Regions from separate parts of the Homo sapiens genome. Here region 1 is linked to region 2. A link is a contact called in ENCODE Hi-C or POLR2A ChIA-PET data. All regions are on one chromosome and are shown on one strand. The core of a region is the stretch at or near the end of the contact, and the rest is flanking DNA. Distances in the headings are between cores, read along the strand shown. Region 1 has its middle 62 kb from the start of NME8. Region 2 has its middle 12 kb from the start of LINC03013.

Region 1 (3,886 bases), core at 861-3,360, 2.1 Mb after region 2:
CTTTGTGGGCCTTCATCTCTCATCTGCAAAGTGGAAGACAGGGATGGGATAACCTATCTGGACACTTCTCATTTGAAATCTCATGTCTCAATGGAAGAAAGGTCTATTGTACCATTGCTGGGAAATCTCCGTTTTGTGGTTTCTCCTCAGGCTACCTCTCTGGGTTCTGTTTCTTCCCTGTAAAATACTTTAGCAACAGAACCCAGAGAGTCAGCCTGAGTGGAAAGCACTGAAATGCCCTGGCTCTGAGATTCTCAGTTTATCCTCCTTTCTTAACCAGCTCTGCCACCCAACGTGACCATCTCAAATCCACTACAGCTGGAGGGTTCTCCAAATTCCAAAGATGGCCTTTTTAGGGCACTGTGTATCTTAACACTTTGGAAGCATCCCAGAGCATGGATACATTCAATCAAGAGTGAGACAGAGTGAGACATGCACATACGCAGAGAAGGAAAGATGAATAAAGAGAGATACTTTATGAATGTAGGTGCCTAGTGTGAAGAGCCTACACACTACTCCTAGTTTCTAGGTTGGCTAAGACTCTGGGATTTTTTAGATCAAACAGGGCACCAAGCCTGGCATCTCAAGTTTTTGGCTAATGACTTTTGAGTGTAAACAGGTTTGGAAATTGGCAGTTGCAGATTTTGTTACCACTTTCCTAAAAATACTTCAGAGTGGCAATTTAAGGACTCTAGAGAAGAAAAGTGACCTCCACCCATTCTTTCAGGAGCAGAGATTGCCCAGCAATGGCCATTTCAAATGGCACTTCCATGGAAAAGGAGAAGTGAGCAAGTTGGTGGCATCTCCAGCAGCATTTGCTTTGGACTTGCCTCAGCCGAGGACAGATTGACTTTGTCTTCTGAAAATGAAATTAGGCTAATCATTTATGTTAATGTTTTAATTTAACAGTTTAGAGGGGGAAAATAATTATGTTTAAAGAATTTTAATTCTCTAGGATTTAAAAATAAACTTCTACTTAAAGGTTAAGTTCCAACTCAAAAATAAGATTCCAGATAGCAAAAAGAAGGTGGAAAATGAAGCCATAGATAGTTAATGTGTCTGCCAGAGACTATCTCAAATTCCTTGCCATGTGTACATCATGGGGCAGTGGAAATAAAGACTTGGAACACAAACCCTGGTTTTCATCTTTATCTTCTCCCTAAGTAGCCCTGTGGCCTTGTGGTAAATTCCTAAACTCCGAATTGGGGTGGCTTCATCTCTTAAATAAGAGAATTATATTATTCTGGAGTAAATTATTTCTGAGCTCTCGTATTAAGGAATTGTTAGTTTTCTTTAAAATCTTGGCACTACCCAAGAAAAAAGTGCTGAATTCTGAGTATAGTAAGAAAATATATGAAACACCTGCATTCTTCTAGCTGTGTTGCAAATGCAATATGTACAGATTTTAGTACTTTGAAATCGTAATATCATCAATGTGAACAATTAAAGTTTGTGTTGGTCATAGTTCCAAATTGTAGCTGATTTTTATTTTTATACTCCACTCTTGGTCACATCTAACTTATTTCTTAGTTTGTCCTTTGTTAGACAAGCAATCCCTAAATATAGCACGGTTTCTATGGGAACATACATTCTCCTGAAGATTCCAGGAACACGTTTTATCTGAAAAATAAGGAACTGTCAGATAATACGTCCAAATTCAGGACTATAACCCAGGTTTTATATTTTTGAATTAATTTCATTTAAGTAGAGTTGTTTAAAATTAGTTGAAAAATTGGTTTCATGTGAAATTTTCCAGCTGAGTTGAATTGGTACATATTTGATTTTGATAATAAGAATTAAAATCTTATCTTTTATTGAGAGCTTTTTTTGAAATAATTAAGCATATGGCTCCATAACATTTGGATTCTGTTGTTTTACATCTCTGTGGCCACAAGCACTGTTGGATGATTGTGGAGCAGATGGCACAGGTGGGGACAATACTTACTCTTTTCCAAAGCAAATGAGAACTTTATCAGTTGTTACCTAAACGTAGGCCATAACGCACTTGCATTATGCATTTTTGTCCTTTTGAATTCCTGTAGCTGAGCAATAATATGATTTGGTGCTGAGTTTTCCTGTAACTGCTAGTTCCTTCCATCTTTAGGGTGTAGTCACCCAATACTTCCTCAAAAGTATGCCTTGATGTCTTAGCACAGCTACAGATGACTGTGAAGTTAGGGCAGAAAGTGAGAAGGTTGACATATGAAAATTAAAAACTTTTGAGGAAAACAACCCTCATTGTTGAAGTTACATCACCAGAGGATTGGACTTCAAAGAAAACCATATGTCCAAATGGCAGTTGATGAGAGAAGGGACCTTTGAAAATGGAAAATTATAGTTATAAATATTGGACGCTTACTGCTGAGAATACAAAAGTCTCACAGGAAGTCATGCCACAGGTCGTTTTCATTCTGAATGTGAAACATTTGGGGCAATACATAAAAGTACAATGAGAAACAGCATTGAAAAATACCTTTTAAGTGTTTCATTTTAATAAGAAATATTTCTGAAAATAAGACATTGAGAGTGAAAATGAAGCATTTACTTATGAGAATATTCTCGAATGTGTTTCACCACTAACTGTAGAGATAAACATTCCTTTGTGGCTGGGATGGCTCATCTGGGCTCTTCATTTTCACTGTTCCTCCTTGTGAGCCTTCAGTCTAAAGCTATTCTCTCGCTTCCTCATTTTTCACATGGTTTTAAAGACTGTTGAGGTTAGCGAAGTCTTGGTTCCAGTAAACTGCTCTCATTGCCTGCCCTGATCATGATTAGCAAATGACTATGGTAAATTATATCCTTATAAAAGATAATATTAGGAGTAATATTCCCCTGAAATACTATGAAAAATATCACACGGTGTACATCCACTGTGATATTAGGAGTAAATTCCCCCTAGGATATTATGAATAATATCACAGGGTATAATATCACACCCACTGTGATATTAGGAGCAATATCCCCATAAGATATTCCAAATAATGTCACAGGATGTACACAACAGGTGTACATCCACTATGATATTAGGAGTAATATCCCCATAAGATATTACAAATAATGTCACATGGTGTACAAACCGAGTGTACACCCACTGGAATATTAGGAGTAATATTCCCCTAATATATTACGAATAATGACACAGGGTGTACAACATTGGTGATATTAGGAGTAATATCTCACTAAGATATTACAAATAATATCACAAGGTGTACACCCACTGTGATATTAGGAGTAATAAGCAACTAATACATTACAAATAATATCACAGGGCATACACACAAGTTGTACACAAACTGTATTATTAGGAATAATATCCCCCTAAGATATTATGAATAATAACACAGGGTGTACACCCACTTTAATATTAGGAGTAACATCCTTCTAAGATATTATGAATGATTTCACAGAGTGTGCACCCACTGTGATATTAGGAGTAATATCTCCCTAAGATATTATGAATAATATTACAGGGTGTACACACCGTGAGGTATTCGTAGTAATGTCCCCCTAAGATATTACGAATAATATGACAGGGTGTACATCCACTGTGATATTAGGAAGAACATTCCCCAAAGATATTAAGAATAATATAACAGGGTGTACCTCCACTGTGATATTATAAAAAATATCTTCCTAAGATATTATGAATAATATCACCAGATATACACGCTGGTGTACATTTACTGTGATATTAGGAGTAATAGCCTTCTAAGATATTATGAATAATACCAACGGGTGTACACACCAGGTGTACACCCACTGTGATATTAGGAGTAATGTCCCTTAAGATATTAGGAATAATATCAAAAGGTATACACACACTGTGATATTAGGAGGAATATCCCCCTAAGATATTACAAATAATATCACCTGGTGTAAACCCACT
Region 2 (3,669 bases), core at 1,119-3,618:
GGAAATGTAACCTGATTTTATATGGTCTGGAGAGACCTGGACATGCTGTAATTAAACTATAATTGCAATTAATGGGCTACTTTGTGAGTAACCTAATCTCATGAAAAAAATGGGTGGCTTACAATAAAATAAGGAGATTGGTGACTTATAATAAAATAAGGGGATGACAGCCATAGCTGAAACATCTATAAATTTGGAAAACCAAGACTCAAGCAAAAAACATTTGAATTGAATTATGCAAAAAAGAGGAAAAATACAAGCTCTGGAAGAATGAAGCCTGCGCCATGGGTACCTTTTAACCACAAGGTTCAGCATTTCTTTTCAAGGAGAACTTATGGCTGGAAATATGGATGGAAGCTGAACAAAGGACTTGTCTTGAACATTGCACACTACTATACTAAAGACTGAGAAAAATGTCAGTTGTTCCTATCAAAGGATGAGGGGGTTGATGGACATCAGCACCTTTGGCATCATTGTTGATTCCAGAGTGTCCTTAGTTTTTGAGCCACCTCCAAGCAGCCTTGTCAATCACTGCAAGATGCATGCCACTGGCTTCCCCCTCTCAGGCGAGAGCCACCTGGGGTACAGACAGTGGGTCCAGCACTGTGGGAGGCATGGCGACAGCCCTCACAGACTCCTCCCATAATTTACACACACTTCCAATAGACTGGCGACCCCCACACCCCCACCAGGTTCCAATGAGAAACACTTTCTAAAGAACTCTCTCTTGTTAGAACAGCTTCCCTGAGCACAGGAACCAGGGAAGCAATCAGCATCAGCTCAGCTTGACTGTCCCCTACTGCCTGTGCATGTCCCTCCAGTAACTAAGCTGTTTTTACTCAACTTTTGGGTGTTAGCTGGTGAGTCATGGCCTCAAGGGAGCCTACACTGACTAGACTAGGCCTGGTGTTGCCCTCTTTACTTCTTCATAATGAGTAAAGGTTGACACAAATTGTGTATTTAATTATTGCAGATAACACAGAGAGGGATCATGCCCATATTGATAGCCCTTCAAGGCCTAGCATAGTGCCTGGAACATGGTAAATAGTAACATTTATGAATGTCAGCATCTCTGCAGAGCTTTCCCTACATGGATTACAGCTTAGGCTAAAGCACTTGATATATTGCCCACTCCTGCTGTTAATATTTTTAACTAGTTATTTTTCATATTATATAAGCAACATGTGAATACAAGTTCATTGTAAAAAAAATCAAACTCATATAAAAGCTATAGTCTTTTATATGTAAATGATGCCACAATAAAGCTACTTTTTAAAAAGCCGCGATCCTCCTTCACAACTCCACACCAGCCCAGTCCCATTCCTTTCCCAGACACACACTCCACTCTTAACAGTTTCATGTGTAAACTTCTAGATCTTCTTCTGTGTGTTTTCATACATGTACATATCTTCATACATTATGTGCTTTCATACATGTATATTCAGATGAATACTCATATATTTGTGTTTTTGCACATATATACATTGTGCACATACATTCAGAGTGTTTTAGTCAGAGTGCAATCAGAAGGCAGAGCAGTGCTAGATATGACATTGCAAGCAGAGGGAATTTAACAGAGATGGTGGGGGAGTTCAGTGGCCACAGAACAGCAGGAAGCCACTATCAACCCTGGAGCTGGAGGGACAGAGGGAGGAAGCAGAGTTACCAGAGCCCAGGAGCTTGGGTCAACTGGAAGAATCTGGGACCATGGCAGCACTTCCAGCTAAATCTGGAGCAGTAGAGGAAGAGGCTATCTGACAGTAGGTGGAGACATGGACGAAACCTATCAGACACCATGTGAAGCAGGGAGAAAGGGAGACATAACCTGTCTTCTTCCCTCCTCTCATTCTCCAGTGTCTGTCACTGGCTCTCCTTAGCCAGTCTGGAAATGAGCCTGGAAAATGTAGTTCCCAAGGATACAAAGCCCAGATAGAGGATGGTCTGGAATGGATCTGAGAGCAAGCAGACAAAAGGCCAGCACATGAAGTTGAAAATAAAACACATAAATAGCATCATGGTATATGTAATGTTCTAAATTTATCACTTACCATTTTTACAGAGATAAAATCTGGTTAAAATGGCCATTGAGAGCAGGCTTGATCCACAGAATGAAAGGTACAGCAGGAGAGCACAGAGGCAGACAGCAAGGAAAGACATGCTACAGAAGGGCAGCCCAGGGGCTGGGGTGGGTGCAGGTCTTGTTCCTTGGGAACCAGGCCTGATCTGCTCTGCAGAGTGGGAGGAGGGCAGGAGTATGAGATGACCATTGCCCAGCAGTAGTATCAAAGACTCAGAGAGTTTACAGCCTGAAGGAAACTTAGGTCTCCCATTTCAACTCATGACTTCTACAGAATAAGGAACTGAAAAGCAGAAAGTGATGGGCCCGGCAACCCAAAGTATCTCAGCTAGTTTTTTTTTTTTTTGTCATTTTTGGTTTTTTGGGGCATGGTGGAGGAGGTGTTAGGGGACAGTTTAGCACCAATGCCTCCTCTTCCTGCTGTGAGTCACCGAGCAGCCTAGCAGAAAAGCTGTGAGGAGAAATGAGAAGCTCTAGAGGCAATCAAGCTCATCTGTCCTGCTGGGGGGCCAGTGTTAGACACCTGACATGTCTTAAAAGCGGAGTCACCAAAGGACATCTTTTTCTTAGAAACTCCCCTAGCCTCCAGAGTCTGGTTTTAAACTGTCTGTGGCATAATCTCAGAGCCTCCAGCAGGTCTCAGGGACTGTGCTAGATACAAAGATGAATGAGATAAGATAATGAACAAGAGACATATTTCCAGGAGCTCTGAGCCTCACAGGGAATCAGAAGTGAATAAAAGGGAGCATGATGCAATGTGATAAATATAATACCTATGGCACAGAAGAGGAGTTGATAATTGCTGGGGGAAGCAAGAGCAGGGAGCTGGGAAAAGAAAGCTTCACAAAGGTAACCGCAGGGAAAGTGTTGAAGGAGGAATAGGAGCTTTTCAGAACACTAACCCCAATGTTAATAACTGAATTAGACCAACCTTCCCCAAAGACCACTATTATTCCTCAAGGATTTACACAGAAACTGTTCTTATCCCATTTACCTCTTATTACATAATGGGAACCCCCCACCCACCCACACACACACACACATATTTGAAAGTATATGATAGATGAAATGAGTTCACTGCCCCATCAACCATGATCGGCAGGGCCAGATTAAGATCTTCAGAGACTCTGGGCACTGCAAAGTTGATGGTGCTTCCATACGTAATTTAATGTAGGAAACAATGCCATCATGCACATGCCTGTAAAGAAGTCCAGCAAAGTTCTGGTTTTTCCTACAATGACACATTTTAGATGTTTTTCAAAATATCAAATAGCCAACATCACCCATGTAATGGTACTGGGATTCTTTTGGTGCCCCTGCTCTGCCAGTGCCCATGCCTGCTTATGGGTGACCCTGCACTGATGAGGCAGCCCCTTCCCACGCCAGAAACCCCAGGTGGGGTTGGCCTCATAAGTTCATATTCCTATTCTTAACCAAATGGACTTAAAGTTGTTCTTTCACTTCCCCATATATCACATGCATTATGACTTTGTTCTTTATCCCTTTCTGTCAACAAACACTCAACCTGCAACCCACGAAGGCCGTCTGAAGGTCTAGTGGTCTGGTTAACCATAAAGAAAGACTGGTGTGAG

What was found. A loop is a pair of places that touch in the nucleus more often than their neighbours do. ChIA-PET counts read pairs that join two places held with the same protein, here RNA polymerase II (POLR2A). Pooled maps may share reads with other maps.
Region 1: a loop to region 2 is called in a map with no recorded cell type, with 21 times the contacts of the local background. The contact joins two enhancer-like sites. A Hi-C loop is called at or near these places in 3 of 37 single-sample maps with no recorded cell type and 4 of 50 pooled maps. POLR2A ChIA-PET finds 5 or more read pairs at or near these places in 1 of 52 experiments (activated B cell).

What each region holds. Positions count from the first base shown.
Region 1 is chr7:37,784,746-37,788,631 of GRCh38, forward strand. No RefSeq gene overlaps it. Among named protein-coding and RNA genes, the nearest start is that of NME8, 62 kb to the right of the region's middle. Within about 2 kb of position 2,111, at least 3 of the 41 ENCODE cell types and tissues checked have a DNase peak (open chromatin) inside an H3K27ac peak, as active enhancers do.
Region 2 is chr7:35,726,988-35,730,656 of GRCh38, forward strand. No RefSeq gene overlaps it. Among named protein-coding and RNA genes, the nearest start is that of LINC03013, 12 kb to the left of the region's middle. RefSeq lists enhancers at 1,696-1,845, 2,296-2,395, 3,306-3,555. Within about 2 kb of position 2,369, at least 9 of the 41 ENCODE cell types and tissues checked have a DNase peak (open chromatin) inside an H3K27ac peak, as active enhancers do.